Regions from separate parts of the Homo sapiens genome. Here region 1 is linked to region 2. The links are chromatin contacts, found by Hi-C or POLR2A ChIA-PET in ENCODE. All regions are on one chromosome and are shown on one strand. The core of a region is the stretch at or near the end of the contact, and the rest is flanking DNA. Distances in the headings are between cores, read along the strand shown. Region 1 overlaps DAP (death associated protein). Region 2 overlaps ROPN1L (rhophilin associated tail protein 1 like).

The links. Hi-C counts contacts between places; a loop is a spot of excess contacts on that map. ChIA-PET counts read pairs that join two places held with the same protein, here RNA polymerase II (POLR2A). Pooled maps may share reads with other maps.
Region 1: a map of OCI-LY7 shows a loop between it and region 2 (5-fold over the local background). The contact joins two enhancer-like sites. A Hi-C loop is called at or near these places in 13 of 168 maps with a recorded cell type or tissue (CD14-positive monocyte, Caco-2, HCT116 and 9 more), 15 of 37 single-sample maps with no recorded cell type and 20 of 50 pooled maps. POLR2A ChIA-PET finds 5 or more read pairs at or near these places in 1 of 52 experiments (activated T-cell).

Annotation. Positions count from the first base shown.
Region 1 is chr5:10,700,540-10,704,971 of GRCh38, reverse strand. The region is part of intron 2 of DAP (death associated protein); the gene reads left to right. Among named protein-coding and RNA genes, the nearest start is that of DAP-DT, 58 kb to the left of the region's middle. RefSeq lists enhancers at 1,363-2,085, 4,355-4,432. Within about 2 kb of position 2,716, at least 17 of the 41 ENCODE cell types and tissues checked have a DNase peak (open chromatin) inside an H3K27ac peak, as active enhancers do.
Region 2 is chr5:10,449,126-10,453,462 of GRCh38, reverse strand. ROPN1L (rhophilin associated tail protein 1 like) reads right to left here. Exons shown (of 5, transcript NM_031916.5): 3 at 3,350-3,511. Among named protein-coding and RNA genes, the nearest start is that of ROPN1L, 9.4 kb to the right of the region's middle. Within about 2 kb of position 1,807, at least 2 of the 41 ENCODE cell types and tissues checked have a DNase peak (open chromatin) inside an H3K27ac peak, as active enhancers do.

The DNA.
Region 1 (4,432 bases), core at 1,467-3,966, 250 kb before region 2:
TTGTGCATCCGACAGGTGTAGGAAGACCAGAGCTAGCCAGAAAGTTTGAGGACCCACGTGCTTGTCCTGGCTCCACTTCCTCCCATTCCCTCGACCACAGGGACTGTCTACCTCTAAGCTGCTTTCTCACCTGTATGAAAAGGAGGTCAGTGATGCTTGTGGGCTCCTGGCCCTGTACACTGCGCAGGAAAGACTGAGGGATCACAGGCAACGGGCTCTAGAATCAGTGAAAGGCCACACAAACAGAAGACAGGTGTTGGTGCTCAGTTCTATTAACCCAGAAAAGACCAAGATACAATTTGGGGAAAATTCCCTGATTACATTTGTTCTATTCTGCTTTGCCAAGGGTTTCACTTAATTGAATGAATCCAATTTTACTCTATACAGATAAGTGTATAGAGCTGACCATGGCATCTCCATGTAATCCAGGAGTAATCTTTTTACCTCCTGACAGTTTTACCGTCTTACCTGTTTCTAATCCATTTCCCTTTCTTGGCAGCAGACTGGGCGACAGCACAGAGACACATAGGAAGTGGTGAGCGGAAAGTGCCCATGTCTCCAAGGCAAATACACATTCCAGAGCACTCAGAAAACTGCAGAGGGCTTTATGTTTTCACACTGAAACTCATGGTGGCAAAAATTGAGCTGATGTGAGGATATTTATGGTCCCTAAATCCTACTTAGTGTAATATCCATACATTTTGCTGTAGAAAAATTAATGGGTTTGAATATGGGGTGCTGCCCAAGCCCCTCCAGAACTGTTCACTATATATGATTTTTATAACATATTGCCTTTATAAAACTTGAAAAATCCTGAATTCTGAAACCTATGTAGCCCCAAGGGCTCCAGGTAAAAGAGATCAGGGACTATAAAGGAAACTCTGGGGTACAAAGGCACCTGTGGAGATGAAGGTCACCAGGCTGGCTGGTATTTGACAGGCAGGACGCCCTGTTCCCAGGTTCAGGCAAGAGGTTGCCCAGCCCTCGGGATGCTGCTTTCTGCCACAGCATGGTGCTGTGAATTCTCCCCCTCTTCACCGCTGCTGTATTTTTTGTGAAGCCATAGAGACAAGCCAGTGCCTGGCCCCCAGCAAGGCTGGAGAGGCAGTGAAGGCACATCCCCACAGCCACGCCCTGCGCTGTCCTCTACCTGGAGTCCTTGGGCAGCCAGCCAGGGGAAGGCTCCCTGTGCCCCCCACACCCAGGCTGCTGTGTAAAGAAGCAATTGGCATGAGCCCCAGGACACTAGCTACTGCCAAAGCCAGCAGTATTTTATGAGCCTTAAAAAATCTTGTTGTACCAGTCCGTTATGAATTATTGAATTAACACTGCATATTTATAGCAACTTCTTAATAGTTTAATAATTTATTCATCCCTTATGGATCCTTTGGCATATTTCTTTTAATTGTTAGAGTAAAGAGTTTTTTTAGAGCTAACTTCACTGGACTACTTCCTCAATGATGCTTCCAGAATACTAAAATAGAATCCTGCACAGTTGTTCCGAAGCTTAAAGCACCTGATGCGCAGCAAAGACCTGCCCACATGCGAGTCGGTGACACCCCCCCTGCCTGTGCACAGGGCTGCAACTACTCTGTAGAAGCCCACAGCCAGCCAGGCCCAGCTCTCAGCCCCAACTCAGCACACTAGCATTTCACAGCCTACACTTGGATTACGTGTCTTCTGAGACAGTTTAGGAACCTAAGCATCATTCATATTGTTTCTAAAGGGAAAAACATCTTACTGTGTCCCAACAAGTAAGCTCCCTATTTTGGGAGCACCCCTGCTTTGTAAGATGTGTCCTACTGCCCAGAGTGAGTCATTCCTCACAGAGCCCTGCTCCTAGGTGCTTGGTGATAAGGGGAATCAACAGAAACAGGCTGTTTCCCAGCATTCACTTGCAGATGACTAAACCCAGAAATTGTGGAGTAGCCTTAGGTAAGGAGACGAAAGTTGAAAACTTAAGACCCAGATTCTTCAGGCATTTGAGACTCTGGCTGAGGAGGCAAGGCATGCCAGATCGTTTATGCTCAGGGTAAGGGTGCACATCTGTCTGCATGTTACTGTCCCTTTTGCAAGGGTTTTTTTGGTCATGAGTGACATCGCACTTTATTAAAAAGACATGCTTTCTTAACAAGATGAGCTACCTTTGATGCTTAGTCTTTCTCTGGTTTAGGCAAGAGTCCTGCAAAGCCATCCAGCTGTTGTTGGCAGCTGCCAGGAGTTGCCATAAAGAAGGTAGATGGAGTTTTTCCTGTTGAATTCGTTAATTCAGGCTCGTGAATGTGGTCATTGATAACACCCCATCCCTCTTTTCCTTACCGCCTCTAGCTAATTGTGCTTATCATTTAAGCTTCAGCTCATGGCTCTATCACCATTCTCAAGTTTGCCTTGAAAAGATCTGAAGAAGTACCTGTTAGCCTGAGCTCCCTCTAAAGAGGGAGAAAAGCCAATCTTCCAGGTCAGTCTGGCAAAAGCTGGAGGAAGGGCCCATTTGCTTGGGGACTCCAGATATCAACCCATGGCCAGCAGATCCAGCTCAGCCAGATTGTCGGGTCACAAAAATAAATCCACTATCTCTAATCGCTCTTTTGCCTCTTTTGCAAGCCTTTGAGGCGGGCAGGGCATGAGAGTTACTCATTCCTAAGAAATGAGCAACAAACAGTTCCAGCTAAGCACCCTGGTTCATTCACTGCCTGGCCACGACCACAAACTTGTGCTAAGCTGAGGGTCGCTGACCGGTGATGTCATTTGGTGCTCAAAGCATTTGTTGAGTATGTGTGCGCACCAGACCATGTGCCAGGCGCTGGGCACACAACAAATTCCACCATGGTCCTTGACCTTGAAGGGGAGCCATGCGTGCAGAAGCCTAAAGCTGTGTTGTGATAAGCCTAAAGCCATGTTGGGAAGTTCTTATGGCAACACAGCTGGGAAAGTATAAGTCCTGCCCTTGGAGGGGAAGGAAAGTGATGGAAAGAGAACATGAGCCAGCCTTGAAGTTGCTGTTTATCAGCTGGCTCAAGTATCAAGGTGGAACCAAGCACAGGCAATCCGAGCATTTCTTCCATGAAAAATGAAACTTAAGTGTCCCGGAAAAGTTGAGGATCATACCAGAATTCTGTGTCTCAGCTTGGAGTGACCATGCAGCATATTTAGTCTGACATGCTTTGAGAGTGAAAGAAAGCACTGCTAGTAATAACACCAGGACCAATGCCTGAACCCAGACCGTCCCAGGGAATCAGGGACATAACCATCATCCTAGGGATAACTTGAGGCCTAATTTGCTGCCCTGAATGAAGTTCATTCTCCCTCTACTGGTCAGAGACGAGATGGCAGGGGATTGGTTGCACCACCCACTGCCCCCCCGCCCCCCGTCCCCCTCAACCTTTTTATTTATTTATTTATTTTAAGAAACTGATAGAAGACAAATACAATGTCATCTGACATTGCAATCATTATTGGAAACTACAATGCACAGTATGTTTGTACTTACATCCTTGAAAACCATTTTAGGGCTCTCAGCCCCGTTACTGAACCATAAAGATGCTGGGTTTAAAAATATTCAAATTGGTTCCTTATTGAGGCAAATGCTGAGGAAAAGCAGCAGATTGCATCTTGAGCTTGAAAAGAACTCCTCTTTGACTTGCGTTCTCCATGATACAGCTGACTTCTTTTAAATCGGTGTTGTGAGTTAGTGCTCCTGTTCCATCTTCACCTGCCTTTATTAAACAAGCAACACAGAGGCAGATGACTTCTCTGGGTGCTTTATGCATGTATCTCACTTTAAACACTGCGTTTTTTGTTTCCTTGGGAAATAAGCCCTCATAGCCAATGGTTGCTTCAGGTCTTGACCAAGTACCCGGATGCCCCAGCCAGATGCCATGGTTTGCCTCCTGGGTGTTCACCTCTCTGTGGGCTTCTTCCCTCTGGTTTCTAAGGTGACAGCTTGTTCATCAGATGCATGGAACAGCACAGACACAGGCATTTCACACCCGTCTATTCAGAGCAGGGGCCCCATGGCCCAGATTTTCTGGGAAAGTTCTGTTTTCACACATTCTGCCTTGTGCTGGTCAGCCAATGTATTCTGGTTTGAGATAACAGAATGTAAAACAGTAGGGCCATCTTACCTATAGCACGTGACCCAGAGAAACAAGGGCCCTGGGTTAGTTTGCAAAGCAGGTCAAGTCAGCCTTGAGTCCTATAATGCTGCAGAGAGCCCAGCACCCTCTTGCCGCAGCAAGGCCGGCCCCATCTGGGTGGTGGCTCCTGGGTCTCCAGCACCCAGCACTGGGCAGGCACTGGGTGGTTGCTCAGTGAATATTTACCTGATGGAAGCGCCCAGGCACAGTGGTGGTGAGCACAGATCCATGCACGCTGACTACCATGCCCCACACATCCACGCTGCCCCTGGGGCGCAACAGTGCCAGTGAGAACT
Region 2 (4,337 bases), core at 558-3,057:
GAAGAAACCCCTCCTTGAATTCACAGCTTTGTGTTCTTAGCACACCTCCAAGCCACCCAGGGCCAACAAGGTCAACAACACAACTGTCCACACCAAGGCCTGGAGGGTCCGAGCACCTCCTGTCTACCCAGCGCACCCCGAGACAGGTGTTTGAACTCGTGCTCAGCACTCTGTGGGCCGCGGGAGCCAGGGCAGAGCAGGCATCCCTGGCAGCAGACATGGACCCCAGACGAGCACACGCTCCTCTGAGGGAGGAGAGGTCAGCTTCCACACTTGAACCTGACCCTGAGTCTACAGCCGCACTGGACCAGAGCAGAGGGTGGCTGTGGCTTTCTACAACCAGGAGAGGCCTCCAGCACCTATGGAAGGAGTCAAGGGCAAATCTGGAGTCCTGCTGGCAAAGGTGGCTCAAGTCAGGAGACAGGCAGGAACCCGCAGTGATGCACAGCATGATTCCTGGTGTCAATTTATTCTCTATGATAGGAAGAACCCAAAAGAATGTGTGCTGTTTGTGATGTCTCTTCCCCAGGAGTCAGCTTAGACGGCCAAGCTCTATCCTTAACACAATGTCTCCATCTAGTGTCACACACTCTACATGGACAAGAGGCCTTATTTTTCAAATCAGATTCAATTGTGTTTTAAATCTAGTGCTTAATTTTCACAATTAGGAAGGTGAAAACTATAAAGATGGATCCAAAAACATGAATTATTCTACTTTCTCATCATTTTAAAATCAAAATTTTACAACTAAGCTTAGAGGCAGAAACCACCAACATTAATTCAAACATTGCATACAATTTTATATTGTTAACATATCGATTTCAGGGCCGGGTGCAGTGGCTCACACCTGTAATCCCAGCATTTTGGGAGGCCGAGGCGGGCAGATCACCTGAGGTCAGGAGTACAAGATCAGCCAGGCCAACATGGTGAAACGCTGTCTCTACTAAAAATACAAAAAATTAGCCAGGCGTGGAGGTCCATGCCTGTAATCCCAGCTACTTGGGAGGCTGAGGCATGGAAATCACTTGAACCTGGGAGGCGGAGGTGGCAGTGAGCCCAGATCGCACCACTGCACTACAGCCTGGGTGACAGAGCAAGACTCTGTCTCAAAAAAAAAAAAATACACACACACACACACACACACACAGACACACACACACACACACACACACACATATACTTTAGGCTGGGTGCAGTGGCTTACACCTGTAATCTATAATCCCAGAACCTGAGGCTGGTAGATCACCTGAGGTCAGGAGTTCAAGACCAGCCAGGCCAACATGGTGAAACCCCATCTCTACTAAAAGTACAAGAATTAGCTGAGCATGGTGGTGCATGCCTGTAATCCCAGCTACTCGGGAGGCTGAGGCAGGAGAATCACTTGAACCTGGGAGGTTGCAGTGAGTCAAGATCACACCATTGCACTCCAACCTGGGTGACACAGTGAGACTCCATCTCAAAAAACATATAGCTAGATACAGATATAGATAGATAGATTAGATAGATAGACAGATAGATAGATAGATAGATAGATTTCACAGAGTTCCAGATTAACAAAGTGACATAAAAATGTCTCCAATAATTAAAAGTATTTGCCTTTGTCTATCTTGATAATACCCCTGAGACACTCCCCTGGTGCCATCTGCACCTGTCCTTGCTACTGGAGGGTACCATGCCTGCCAACATCCAGGCCTTGGCACAATTAGCCCGGGGCTGACAGGAAGCACCTCCATTGCCTTTGAGCAGTTACACAACAAAACTCTTGCTCATTCTACAGCCACACCACACCCGACTCCCTGAGGGCACGGAGCTTCCCACTGGGGCCATCTGCAGAGCTGGTGAACTGCGCCACACTCAGATGTGACATGGCGAAGGAAGGGAATGAACAACGTGGCCTGTGATGTACAGATGAATACATCTAGTCATATAATTTAGGATGAAAATTTCAGAAAATTACTGACAACACAAATGTCTTTTCATCAAGTCAAAACCAACTAAAATTCCACAGTGTACCTCTTGCGGGACACATAGAAGCATGTGTTTCAGAGGTCAGGAAGCGAGAAGCAGGAACTTCAGAAATGTCATTGCTTCAGGCCACCAGGCAGGGGGACAGGACATGGGAGGAGGCCACAGGTGGTTGGAAGTGACTGTTGGTGCATTAGTGGCCACATTGGGTAGCCTTGCGGGTGTTTACCACCACCCATTTCAAGTAATTTGTTTTAATGAAAATGGAATGAAAGAGCTCTGTGCATGGAGCAAAGCTGAGTGAGGGCTGTGAAGCAAGGACCAGTTATACACACTGGGGCCACAGACTGAAGGGAGGGGGGAAAATCAAATTGTTCATCTATGTAGTAAAGGGAGCTGGTTCTCCTTTCTCTGCCTCCTTTCTTCATAAGCTTCACATGGCAGATGCCTGGTTACTCTTCCTTCACCCAACCACCATGTCTCACAGCAAGACTTTAGCTGAGAAGACTGACTCTGGGTTTGCAAAGGAAGCCCTGCCAACATCATCCCAGCTCCAACCTCTCCCTTCTCGCCCCGACCTCCCAGGCTCGCCTCGTCACCTGGAGGATCATGTCTTATTCCTAAGTTGCTTGGCTTATACTCAAACATCAGCAAAATCTCACTGTATCTATTAGTTATTAATAATAGATTTCTAAGGCCGGCGCGGTGGCTCACGCCTGTAATCCCAACACTTTGGGAGGCCAAGGTGGGCAGATCACCTGAGGTCAGGAGTTCGAGACCAGCCTGACCAACATGGAGAAACCCCGTCTCTACTAAAAATACAAAATTAGCCAGGCATGGTGGCACATGCCTGTAATCCCAGCTATCAGCAACTCGGGAGGCTGAGACAGGGAATCGCTTGAACCTGGGAGGCGGAGGTTGCGGTGAGCCGAGATTGCGCCATTGTACTCCAGCCTGGGCAACAACAGCAAAACTCCATCTCAAAAAAAATGAATAAATAAATAATAATAATAGATTTCTACTAAAGTAGAAAATAATTGTATGCCTCTTTCCACAGATGAGCAAAACAGTTATCAGTTTACAAAATGATTTGTAGTTTTAAAAAGTCATTGATGCATTTTCTTCTAAAACCTAAATATATTTTAATAGTATCCATATCTTTCATCTACTATTAACTTTTAAATTGAGGCATTCATAAATAATTTCTGTAAATTAAAATAACTGTACACCTGAAAATATTAATATAATAGGCCTGGAGCAGGGGGAAATGCTTTTCTAAGACAAAGTTACTAAAGTGTTTCCTTTAGTTACTGAAACCTAAATTATTTTTAAGCTGGGACCATGATGACACAGAATTATTAATATGCTGTTTATAGGTACATACCCCACCAAGCATGCTGCATCCAAGCGCTAAAAAGTTTATCCACTTGATTTTGTTTTCACAAGGATCCAGTTGTAAGAGCGCTTTGAATTTTTCCTTCGGCAGGCACAAGTTCTTCCACTTCTGCTCAAGATCTGTTAATTCCACATACCGCTTGTGGTGACACTGTTTGGAAAACACAGCATGACAATTTATGTATGTTTTAAAACCTGGGAAACAATGAATGCTGTGAATATTCAACACACACCAAGTAACCCGCCCCATGCAGGGGACAGATGAACTCCAAATGCATGACAGGGGGTTCTGTCAGCCCTGGGGAGGGAAGGCAGGGAAGGCAGCGAGCGGCAACCTTTTATTTATTAAATGAAAAAAGGACGGTGAAGCGAATACGGCATCATGTTATGACTTAATGAAACAGGCATACTGATATTGAGTATACGATACTCCACTATCTGTCTGAAATGCTTCACAATAAAAAATAAAGCTCAGTAAAAAACATTTTAAAAATCCAGCCCCTAATCACATTAACAGTTAGATAGGAGAGATCTTAAAACTGAAAATAAATGTATTTCTTCTATTATATATTTATTTGTTAATTTTTGGACAGTCTCATTCTGTTGCCCAGGCTGGAGTGCAGCGGCATGATTTCGGCTCACTGCAACCTCCACCTCCCAGGGTTAAGTAATTCTTCCGCCTCAGCCTCCCAAGTAGCTGGGATTACAGGTGCGCACCACCACGCCCTGTTAAGTTTTGTATTTTTATTGGAGACAAAGTTTCACCTTGTTGGCCAGGCTGGTCTTGAACTCCTGACCTCAAGTGATCTGCCCGCCTCAGCCTCCCAAAGTACTGGGATTAAAGGCATGAGCCACCATGCCCGGCCTTCCTTCTACTATTTTAAACAATCTATCAAAACTGAAAACTTCTGCAATCTGCTAGCAGTATCCTGGATGAAAAGGCTTTGAGCAATTTCAGCATGTCTTTTCGCAAGCTA